Linked DNA regions of Homo sapiens: regions 2 and 3 are each linked to region 1. A link is a contact called in ENCODE Hi-C or POLR2A ChIA-PET data. All regions are on one chromosome and are shown on one strand. The core of a region is the stretch at or near the end of the contact, and the rest is flanking DNA. Distances in the headings are between cores, read along the strand shown.

Evidence for each region. A loop is a pair of places that touch in the nucleus more often than their neighbours do. ChIA-PET counts read pairs that join two places held with the same protein, here RNA polymerase II (POLR2A). Pooled maps may share reads with other maps.
Region 2: a loop to region 1 is called in a map of Calu3, with 4 times the contacts of the local background. The contact joins two enhancer-like sites. A Hi-C loop is called at or near these places in 2 of 168 maps with a recorded cell type or tissue (Calu3 and endothelial cell of umbilical vein) and 2 of 50 pooled maps. POLR2A ChIA-PET finds 5 or more read pairs at or near these places in 1 of 52 experiments (H1).
Region 3: a pooled map shows a loop between it and region 1 (2.1-fold over the local background). The contact joins two enhancer-like sites. A Hi-C loop is called at or near these places in 2 of 50 pooled maps. POLR2A ChIA-PET finds 5 or more read pairs at or near these places in 2 of 52 experiments (Panc1 and SK-N-SH).

The regions. Positions count from the first base shown.
Region 1 is chr6:20,875,605-20,879,210 of GRCh38, forward strand. The region is part of intron 9 of CDKAL1 (CDKAL1 threonylcarbamoyladenosine tRNA methylthiotransferase); the gene reads left to right. Among named protein-coding and RNA genes, the nearest start is that of CDKAL1, 340 kb to the left of the region's middle. RefSeq lists enhancers at 1,477-2,676, 2,020-2,249. Within about 2 kb of position 1,892, at least 17 of the 41 ENCODE cell types and tissues checked have a DNase peak (open chromatin) inside an H3K27ac peak, as active enhancers do.
Region 2 is chr6:21,729,454-21,733,059 of GRCh38, forward strand. All of the region lies in intron 2 of CASC15 (cancer susceptibility 15), which reads left to right. Among named protein-coding and RNA genes, the nearest start is that of CASC15, 65 kb to the left of the region's middle. Within about 2 kb of position 2,063, at least 4 of the 41 ENCODE cell types and tissues checked have a DNase peak (open chromatin) inside an H3K27ac peak, as active enhancers do.
Region 3 is chr6:21,536,231-21,539,836 of GRCh38, forward strand. LOC107986579 (a long non-coding RNA gene) reads right to left here. Exons shown (of 3, transcript XR_001744022.2): 2 at 2,667-2,794; 3 at 1,134-1,734. Among named protein-coding and RNA genes, the nearest start is that of LINC00581, 26 kb to the left of the region's middle. Within about 2 kb of position 1,626, at least 2 of the 41 ENCODE cell types and tissues checked have a DNase peak (open chromatin) inside an H3K27ac peak, as active enhancers do.

The DNA.
Region 1 (3,606 bases), core at 642-3,141:
TATCCTTTCTCTGTTCCCTTGGCTTTTAAAAATTAAGTAATAATGTGTTCTCTGTCTCTATTACCTTCACTAATGAAAAAAAATAGGGTCTGTAAAGCTATTTAATAATCTTACAATTTATTAATTTATTAGTTTCACATTACTAAACATGGCAATTGTGGAAAATACAAAGCTACTGAAAATTATCCTCATATATAATAGATCTATTTGAAACATTTTGGTATGATTTAGACCCAGTTTTGTCCTGACTCTGTGTGTGATTTGTATAATAAGAAATTGAAAAAAAGGCTTACTAGCTTAAATAGCTTTAAAAATATAAACTGTGGGAACATAGGACTAATTGGGCTTGTTGAAAGAATTTTTAACAGATAAACATTAATTTTTATTAAGCACAGACCGAATTGAAAAAGGCTAAACTTACATGTTAAAATAATTTGGCAATCTAACTGCAGATTCAAAATTTCTGAAAATGTAAATAAATTAAAATGTAGGCAGTGTTTTACCATCTGTAATGAATTAGCATTCCATTTTTACCAGCTGCTGCTGGGGTTTTTGAAGCTGACTCAGGATCTGAGCACCCTGGTGGGTTTCTGCTGATAAATATAAGAACCTGTAGTTTAAAACTGGCAGAGCTGGACTGGGGATTAGAAAAGTCACTGCAACTTTAAGCAGCAGATTCTTTCACTTGGGGCAGGATGTAAGGGTGTACTTTCTCTAAAGATGCCGTCAGTACAAATGCGGAGGATAGATTACTACTGCTTGCTGCTAACATGACAGGACATTCAGGGTGCCACTACTGTTGAGTGTGGAGTCAGCCTTGGAGGAAAAAATCCCCAAAACCTTCTTTGGCAATTGTCTCTTATGTAGTGGACATATTTTAGGCAAAATGACAGCATTTGTGCATTGATGGGATTAATGCTTCATTCTAAGGATTAAATTCGTTAATATTTTTTCTTTGTGTACTTTTTTATTCCTAAAACTTTTATTTTGAGCATGCAGGAGACAGGGATTTCTTGGAAAGAATATGAATTTTGAAGTCAGGCAGACCTAGATATGAATGCAAATTCTGTTGCTTCTTAGCCACTTGTAACAGGCAGGCGTAGAATTCAGTGTGTAATCATTAAACATTTTGTTTTCTTTCCTCACATTGGTGAGGATAGTTTTCTTTTGAGTATTTGCTTTAGTGCCTTTAATTAATGAAAAACAACTAGTTAAAAGGTTGGCTAATTCCTTTATGATATACACACACACACGTACACACAGAGCTACCTATCTCCTCTCTTACTTTTTATTGTCAGTCTTTTTATTACAAATTAGTCTTCTACATATTATAAATTTAAATGCTAACTAGAACCAGCTAAAAAGTCAATACACTTGTTCAATCAACACTTTTATTTAACACATAGTATGTGCTGTGTATTGGAAGGTCTGGTGATGATGGTTCCAATTCTGGCCTTCTGAAGCTTATATTCTAAATGGAGGATGCTGTAGACTGCTGTGAATACGGTGGAATCAATAAGCATTTACATTGTGATGGGAAAGACTTTTGTGGTTAGGGAAGCATTCCTGCAGGCAGTGTTGTAAAATGTGGAGCACTTTACAAAAAATATGTTCATAATAGCAATTACGACTGAGGGATATGAAAACACCTCAACTGTTAAATAAGCATGGTGATTCTGACCTGGACAGATTTGTGAACGTCATCTACAAGTCTTTGCCATCTAATATCTGATGAGATTTAGGGATTTTTAGCCTAATATCTTGAAAGTATCCTTGGAGTTTTCAGATCCTCACTTTGTCCAAACTTGCTGTCCTGTTCCTGTTTTCACAGAAACTTCAGGTGTCCTCACAGGCTGACTAGGACCAAGGTATACCTATCTGACCATTATGCGGGCCAGTCTGAGGTCACTGCCCTGGGGCTGAGACCTGTGTCACTGATTTACTAGTGACTCACTGTGTATTACCGCAGCTGGCCCTTGACTCTGCTTCCTCAGCTGTAGTTCAGTATGAACTCAGAAAACTTGTTTGTGACCCGAAATTAGTTCTGTGTTCATTTCTTACTCTTACTCATGCACACATGACTCATGACTTAGTCCTTGTTTTAAACTTGTGCATTAGGGTAGCTCTGAATTATGTCCTCCTTCTCCTAGAAGCAGAACCTCTTATCCTGTTTTGACTTGGCCCTTGACTGCTTAAAATGTCTGTAGTTGGCTTTGTATGGTTATAATCCTAGCCCCTTAGGCTGGGAATTTTGGCCATCTGTGGTCTCTATTTCTAGCCTTAGCCCTAACCACCCCACTTCCTGCTGCTCCTGTCAAATGCACTTACTTATACTTTTCCGTATGTGTCTCAAGCTTTCCTACAAAGATGATGGGTCTTTGCTGACCCTATTTCTTTCGTTCAGGATGAGCTCAAAATTACCACATTAGTTTTGAAACTTGCTCTAATTTCTCCTACCAGGAGGAATTTCTTCCTTCTTGGCAATACTGTGGTATTTAATGGTATTTTACTGTTTTGCACTTTGTATTATACTTATTTGTGTTATGTCTTGTCGCCCCTACTAGACTGTAAGATGATTTTATCTGTATACCATTAAGTGTCTCATACATACAGATTCTCAGTAAAATTTTGCTGGTGGAATGGAGTGGAGACCCAGGCTTTAGATAGTAACTGGGAACAACAAGATCGAATTTCTTATCTGTTCGTACCTAATAAGCTCCTCTCTCCCCTCGCCCATAGGCTTTGCTTACCTGTCACAGAACCTACCCTGCCTTTTTTCCTACATGCGGTATTATTGTCCTGAACTCCTTCAAGTGTTAAGTAAATCAGTAAATCTTTAAAGCCAACCTTAGCGGCCAGGTGCAGTGGCTCACGCCTGTAATCCCAGCACTTTGAGGGGCGGAGGCCGGCGGATCACTTGAGATCAGGAGTTCAAGACCAGCCTGGCCAACATGGTGAAACCCCGTGTCTACCAAAAACATAAAAAATTAGCCGGGTGTGGTGATGCATGCCTGTAATCCCAGCTATTCAGGAGGCTGAGGCGCTTGAACTCGGGGAGTGGGCGGAGGTTGCAGTGAGCTGAGATCATGCCACTGCACTCCAGCCTGGGTGACAGAGCAAGACTCTGTCTCATAAATAAATAAATAGCTAACCATAGCAACTCTATCAGATTTTAAAGAAATATCCCCCTTCGGCAGGGCATGGTGGCTCACGCCTGTAATCCCAGCACTTTGCGAGGCCAACGTGGGCGGATCACCTGAGGTCAGGGGTTCAAGACCAGCCTGGCCAACATGGTGAAACCCTCTCTATACTAAAAATACAAAAATTAGTCAGGCATGGTGGCGGGCGCCTGTAATCCCAGCTACTCGGGAGGCTGAGGCAGGAGAATCACTTGAACCTGAGAGGCAGAGGTTGCAGTGAGCCGAGATCGCACCATTGCACTCCAGCCTGGGTGACAGAGCAAGATTCTATCTCATTAAAAAAAAAAGAAAAAAATAATAAATAAATAAAAGAAGTATTCCCCATTGGTGATTGTACCAAAAGGATATAGAAATACCTGCCTAGTCCCTAGGACTGATGTACAGGTGGACTCTTTGCATTTCTGTA
Region 2 (3,606 bases), core at 813-3,312, 850 kb after region 1:
TTTCTATCTCGTGTGGTTTTCCTTGTTAGAGGTGGATGCTGGGGCTTTGAAACCAGTCTGCTGAGTGGTTTCTAATATTACTGTTAGGCATGGGAAAAGGAAATCTGAGGGATGTGAATTTGGATCACTGACCTGGCAGGTTGTCAGTTTTCTCAGGGTGACGTAGTTTCTTGCTTAGGTGCCATCAGCGAAGGTTAAGAAAGTCCTCTCACTTCCATCCCTCATGAAGGAACTCAGGAGGTGATTACAAAACAGTGTTGCTGAATCTCACCGCAATTAGTGCAAGGGTAGAACATGTCTCCAGGTTATGATCATGGCTCCTTCCTCTCTTTGCTCTCCATGATCAGATTTCCCCCTCTATTGCTTTGTTTTGATGGGTATTTTACAGGAACCCGGGAGAGAACAGTCTCAGGATATGTACTATGGTACCATTTCACCTCCAATTTAGAATATTTTAATAAGTGATGATTTTACAGATTTGCAACTTGTGATCATTTATTCATTGATAGAGAATGCTAGCCAATTAAAAACAGCAACTTTCCTAGTGTCTTAGAGTTTGAAATTTCACGTGAAGGAAATATAAAATTAGGAAGTATCTAATAAATAGTTGAAGGTCTTTTAGTTTGACATCAACTTTTAAGTGTATCAATTATTTTATTGTAGAGGATTTGCTCATCCTTTTGTGTACTATTAATATTAAATATCCCACTTTGGACTAGATGAAAATAATTATTTTACAACATTATTAATACCTTAGTTTAAAACATAGAGTATGTAAAGAAATGTGTGATGATAAACCATTTTGTAATTTATTTATTTATTTAATTTTTGAGGCAGAGTTTCGCTCTTGTTGCCTAGGCTGGAGTGCAATGGCACGATCTAGGCTCACCGCAACCTCTGCCTCCAGGGTTCAAGCGATTCTCCTGCCTCAGCCTCCTGAGTACCTGGGATTACGGGCATGCGCCACCACGCCTGGCTAATTTTTGTATTTTTAATAGAAACGGGGTTTCTCCATGTTGGTCAGGCTGGTCTCGAACTCCTGACCTCAGGTGATCCATCCACCTCGGCCTCCCAAAGTTCTGGGATTACAGGCATGAGCCACCGTGCTGGGCCCCGTTTTGTAATTTAGACCTTCACTAAGTTATACTGTCTTCCCTCACCCGATTGCCCTGAACTAGTACCATTGTAATCTCTGTTCCAACCGTAGAGACAGTTTGCAGAATTTTCAGGGCTGAGCCGCAGTTCTGGCCCAGGTTCCTGTGGATGCTGAGGTTTCCGCTGACTTCCAAGATAGCACGGAGGTGGGGGCGTTGTGTCCTATGCTGCGTTCAAAAGCTGAGCTTCCGTTGCCTTAGCATTTCGCTAATGGCAGCTGTGCTGTGTGTCTTTATTGCAGGTGCTTTTTCCTGATATTTGTTTGAGCTGTTGGTGTTCAGCCTTGGTCATTTAGATTCTTCTTATCTCCCTGTTATCATGGTGTTTAGTTTAGTGTGTGTTTTTTTGTTTTGTTTTTGTTTTTTGTTTTTGTTTTTTTTGAGATGGAGTCTCACTCTGTCATCCAGGCTGGAGTGCAACCTCAGCTCACTGCAACCTCTGCCTTTTGGCTTCAAGTGATTCTTCTGCCTCAGCCTCCTAAGTAGCTGGGTCTACAGGTGTGCACCACTATACCCGGCTAACTTTAGTATTTTTAGTAGAGATGGGGTTTCGCCATGTTGGCCAGGCTGGTCTTGAACTTCTGACCTCAAGTGATTCACCCACTTCAGCCTCCCAAAGTGCTGGGATTACAGGTGTGAGCCACCACGCCCACCCCTCTTTTTTTTCTTTTTCAAATATTCTTTCTTTTCCTCATAGCTGCACTTTGTAATGCATAGGGTTAATAAATTGTTATTAGATCTCCCTGGCCAAGCTTAGAATAGAGCAAAGAGTCACTGAGAGCTAGATGTGTAGACAGGGGCCTTGAAAGTTTTGGTGATTTGCTCAAGGTAACCCAGCGGGTGGGTGGTAACAGAGCTGAGACTGCTGGGAGCTCCTTTTCAGTGATGCTTAACCATGTCTCCCTTCTGCTGCCTGTAGCTGTTTCTGTGTCTGGACTTGTAATCATAGGTGGATTCATATGACACCTCTCTAACTGCACCAAGAACAGGAATGTCCACCCTCCTTGAAGGATATGAGTTCTAATGTGGATTCTTGGTCTTCTTTGGGGGCTCTTCTTATGTTTAATGCACTTGTTGCAGCATATACTGAGAGTCTGTGAAATGTTTTCAGATGTAAACTATTGAATCATTTCAAGTATTTGTATTCATTAGTACTCATAGCACAAATGCCATTCCTGTCCCTTAAAGTGTGCAAAGCATGGGTGTTTGAGGGCTTGGCAACCAACGTGTGGGCACCTCTATTTTGAAATCGGTTTTGTTTGCAATTAACAAAGGTTAACAAAAAAGTCCTTTTGGGAAGTTTGGCCGAGGTCCTAGAATTTGTACATACCTTTGCAATGTGCTCATACTCTGTGGCACATCTAGGATCCTCAGCCCCTTGTTCTTCGCTTTTTCAGTTGACCAAGTTAAATATTAAAGGAAGAGGATTTCTTTCTTGCTACCAGGGGATTTTATCATGGTAAAAGGCTTTTAAATAATTTTTTAAAGTTGTGATAAAATACACATAACATAAAATTTGCCATTCGAACCATTTTTAAGCATACGGTTCAGTGGTGTTAAGTATATTCACATCATTGTGCAACCATCACCACCATCCATCTCCAGAACCCTTTTCATCTTGCAAGACTGCAACTGGGCGTGGCAAAATATTTTGTATGTACAAATAAATCTTTAAAGCTGAAACAGGCCAGGCACGGTGGCTCACGCCTGTAATCCCAGCTCTTTGGGAGACTGAGGCAGGTGGATCACGAGGTCAGGAGTTCGAGAGCAGCCTGGCCAATATGGTGAAACCCCGTCTCTACTAAAAATACAGAAATTAGCTGGGCGTGGTGGCATGCGCCTGTAGTCCCAGCTGCTCCGCAGCCTGAGGCAGGAGAATCGCTTGAACTTGGGAGGCGGAGGTTGCAGTGAGCCGAGATCACATCACTGCACTCCAGCCTGGGCTACAGAGTGAGACTCCATCAAAAAAAAAAAAAGGCTGAAACAATAAAGTTCTTATGGTAGAAGGTGCAGTAGTGACATATCTCTAATTCAATTTATATTTTCTGTTTCTTTAACATTTCAACATCTTCAAGTAACATTTATATAGTGTTTTCTTATATTCTCATTGAAGATTCAAAACTCATGTGGGATAGGCATTAATATTCCCATTTTATAAATGAGGAATTTGAAGTAGTAACAGAAAAAAGGTAATGAACAAATCAGGACTCCAGCTTAGTGCTGTGGGCTCTAAATCCTTTTCTGTCTCCATTCTACTGTGCTTCAAAAGGCTGTGACTAATGTTTTCTTTATCTATCTATCTACCTAGCTAGCTGGCTGGCTGGCTATTTAGCTAGCGATCTCTTTATTTTGTGGGGATGGAGCAGGCATTGAGGGAGGCTTTCTGGAGTTTTGTTTTAAATTCTGGGTCTTGCCCTGACAACAGACAGTTGTGTTCATAACCTTGGGCATC
Region 3 (3,606 bases), core at 376-2,875, 660 kb after region 1:
AGGGTGCTGTTGAGAAACATTTCCCCCATTCTGTGTGTGTCCAGTTACCATTTTAGACTTGGGATAAGACTTTAATTTAACCCTATTGAATTCTGCATGTTAAATTCATTTTATTATTTCACTCTCCTAAGATCATTTAGAGTGCTGACTCTATCATTCCACGTACTTGTCCTCTCCAGCCTGTGTAATCTGTGAATCTGTTAAGAGCCCTGTGGCAGACACTGCTAATCGCATATCTGATATCCATTTTCACTTTCTTCCTTACACATCCCTGACTTAGTTGGATTGTAGCAATGGACCCAGTTTAGGTGCTTTAACTCCCAGCATCCCTTGCGGCTAGTGGTGGTCATGTGATACAGTTCTGGCCAATGAGATGAAAGCAGAGTCATTGGGTAGGCTTCCAGATCAGTTTATTGAAGAGGCCAGACCCATGAGAATGAAAACCAAATTCAAAGAATGATGGAGAGGGAAAAACAAGTAGTCCAGGGCACGATGCCACTGTGGGGCTGTAGCGTCAGCCCTGTGTTGTGCACCTCCAGTCACATAACTCCTGGAGATGTGACAACAACAACTCCTATTTGATGAAGCCTCTGTCACTAGGTTTCTGTCACATTTAGCTAATGCAATTACCACCTGTTGCAGATGCCATCTACAGTCTTATCAAAATATATGGCGGGGTGGGGGTGAGGGATGAAATACTACCTACTAGGTACAGTGCACACTATTCAGATGACAGATACACTAAAAGCCTAGTCTTCACCACTACATAATATATCCATGGGCTCATGCCTATAATCCCAGCACTTTGAGAGGCCGAGGTGGGTGGATCACCTGAGGTCAGGAGTTCAAGGCCAGCCTGGCCAACATGGCGAAAAGCCATCTGTACTAAAAATACAAAAATTAGCCAGGCGTGGTGGCGCACGCCTGTAGTCCCAGATACTCAGGAGGCTGAGGCAGAAGAATCGCTTGAACCTGGGAGGTGGAGTTTGCAGTGAGGCGAGATTGTGCCACTGTGCTCCAGCCTGGGTGACAGTGACAGAGGGAGACTCTGTCTCAGAAAAAAAAAAAAAAAGTCCTAGAGCTGAGGCTCACACTCATATTCTCACAGCCAGTGTTAATTGTAGTACGCCATATCATTAGAATAACTCATACAAACCTCCCTTTTATATGATACCTTCTCTTCAAGATCTCATTTTACTTTACCCAAATTATATTATTAACCTTTCAAATGTCCTTGGGCATTAATAGGAATTAAAGAAAGTTTTTTGCTTCTCAGGGGAATATACTTTGGCTTTGAGTATCTGAGTGCCCTGCTCATAATCAGAGATCCAGAGGGAGTAAAGAAAATATACTTAAAAGCTTTTGCAACTATAGGGGCAACAGACTGGAAAAGGGGCCCAAATTTTCCTCTGGACTCAGATGGGTCACTTTGCCCTCAACCCCATTGTTGGGATCTCACTAAGAATAACTTTTTCCCTGTTAACATTTGCCACTCTTTCTAAATGGAAAACAGTTTGTACATTTCTCTTACCACCCAGAAGTAGGACAGTCCTGGCACAAACATTTCCTTGATATTTAATAACTCCCCAACTCCCTCCAACTGCTGCAGCTGCTGCACAGCAGACACAGGGAAAGATTAGATATGGCATTTGCACCTGGCCAGTCATAAACGGCTCCTTGGTTACATGCGAAGGTTAACAGGCCCAATTCCCTTCTCTTCTTCCACCCAGAATGCTGCAACATGAAAGAGAGCTGTAATTATTTATAAACAATAAAAACTCCTATGGAGCATATAAAATGAATGGGTTTATTTCCCTACTCAGAATGCAAGTAGACATTTTCCTGGTTGTCGACATCTTTGGGGCTATGATTAGAAATGCCTCCTCTACCCCTTGTATTTGAATGTGAGACTCTAGGTCTTGTTTGTATCAGAGTGATGGGGGCAGACTCTTCATATCTATTGTATGCTGTCTGCTACTTAGTGATTCTAACCTTTGCAAACTAAGACTCCTTCTCTTAGTAACGTTGCCTTGGTACTTTGTGGTACGTCTGCCACTAGCTGGCCTCTCTTCCCCTTGCTCCTGTTTTTCTGACCCAGCAATGATCTCAAGTGGGAGAAATGCAGCTCAGCTTGGGAAATGGGGCGGAGTTGGGGGCATTTCATTGAGTTCTCTCCTTAATCATGATTCAGTGGGTCCTGGCTGGCTCAACACAAGACGAAAATGAGTTTATAGACCTCTATAGTCAGCTGTCATCTGCTTAGCTCCAATGTGGTAATTTGAGAGCAAAACAGAAAAAAATGCAAAAACTCAAAGACTCCATGTTAATAGATGACTTGAATGTGCTCCCTTTTTTCACAAACCCTAATGCTGTACACTTTTGCTACCAGTATGTTACATAAGCATGATTCACTCTTAGAACTGAATGACTCCTTTGACCACTTGGAGTTCAGAGGCACACAAGGCACTGTAGTGGAAACGGAAGCTTGTCATATTGGTGGCACTTTCTACTCATAGTTTCTAGGAGTTTCCAAGCTTTTCAAGTAGGAGAGCCTGTTTTTTACCCAAAAATAGCAGTTTTGTTTTCATCTCTGTTGATTGAGAACACCAAAAGTTACCACGAAAGCCGCACATTTTGTATTTATTCATCATTACAAAGCTACTTACGCATGAAAAAGAGCAGTACACATATTGCAATACGTTATTCTGTCCTTGATAATACTTGATATGTAGATTCCAGGACCCCTTAATGTAACCCAGAGGGTTCACAGGGATTCAAAGCCCAAATCAGTCACCTTTGAAAGAAAAAATGACTCTTTTAGAAAGGATTTAAAGGGAGAGCTGTTAAAATCTTACAAAAACTTGCAGAATAAGATCCTTTGATACACCATGTTCCAAAGGACAAATGAGAAATCTAGGGAGATAGCTTTTAAATTTCTAGCAATAATTTCAGCACTTAGGCATCTGCTGTTTAGCCAACCTATGGATATTGTATTTTTTAATGGACCAATGTAATTGGATAAAATTCCTAATCAGCTCAAAATTTTTATTTTAAATGAGTAACCCTTAGTATAATCACTGCATTAGCAATAGTGAACTACATTTGAAAATCCCTATTTAGTAAAACTACATTAAGTAAAATGCAAAAAATATGATAAGCAATCTAATTTAATTTCTATATGAGATTATTAACACATATTGCGCTATCATCTATAATTTTAAAATCATGTTTTCTCTATCTAGACCTGTAAAATCATATTCTTATAATTGGATGTGTATTCAAAGTTATTTCTAGCTTTATTTTCCCTTTTGAATTTGGGCAAGCAATAGTTCCTAAAAGAGTCTCCAGTTCACATCTTAAAACACAATGTAAAATTCTAGGGTAAATTACAGTCTAAATTACAGTCCTTTCTTCTCTAAAAAAATTGGGGGGAAAAGTATTCTGTATCTCATTTCCACTAATCCTCAACTGTTGGTCCTTGACTGCTTGTATTTTCTCATTGGAGTCTACTCTTCCCCATGGGATTATATTCGGTTTGTAATGTTTTCACTGGGTGAGAAGAAATGAGAGGATCAGCCTCACACCTAAGCCAAACTACTCCCTGGA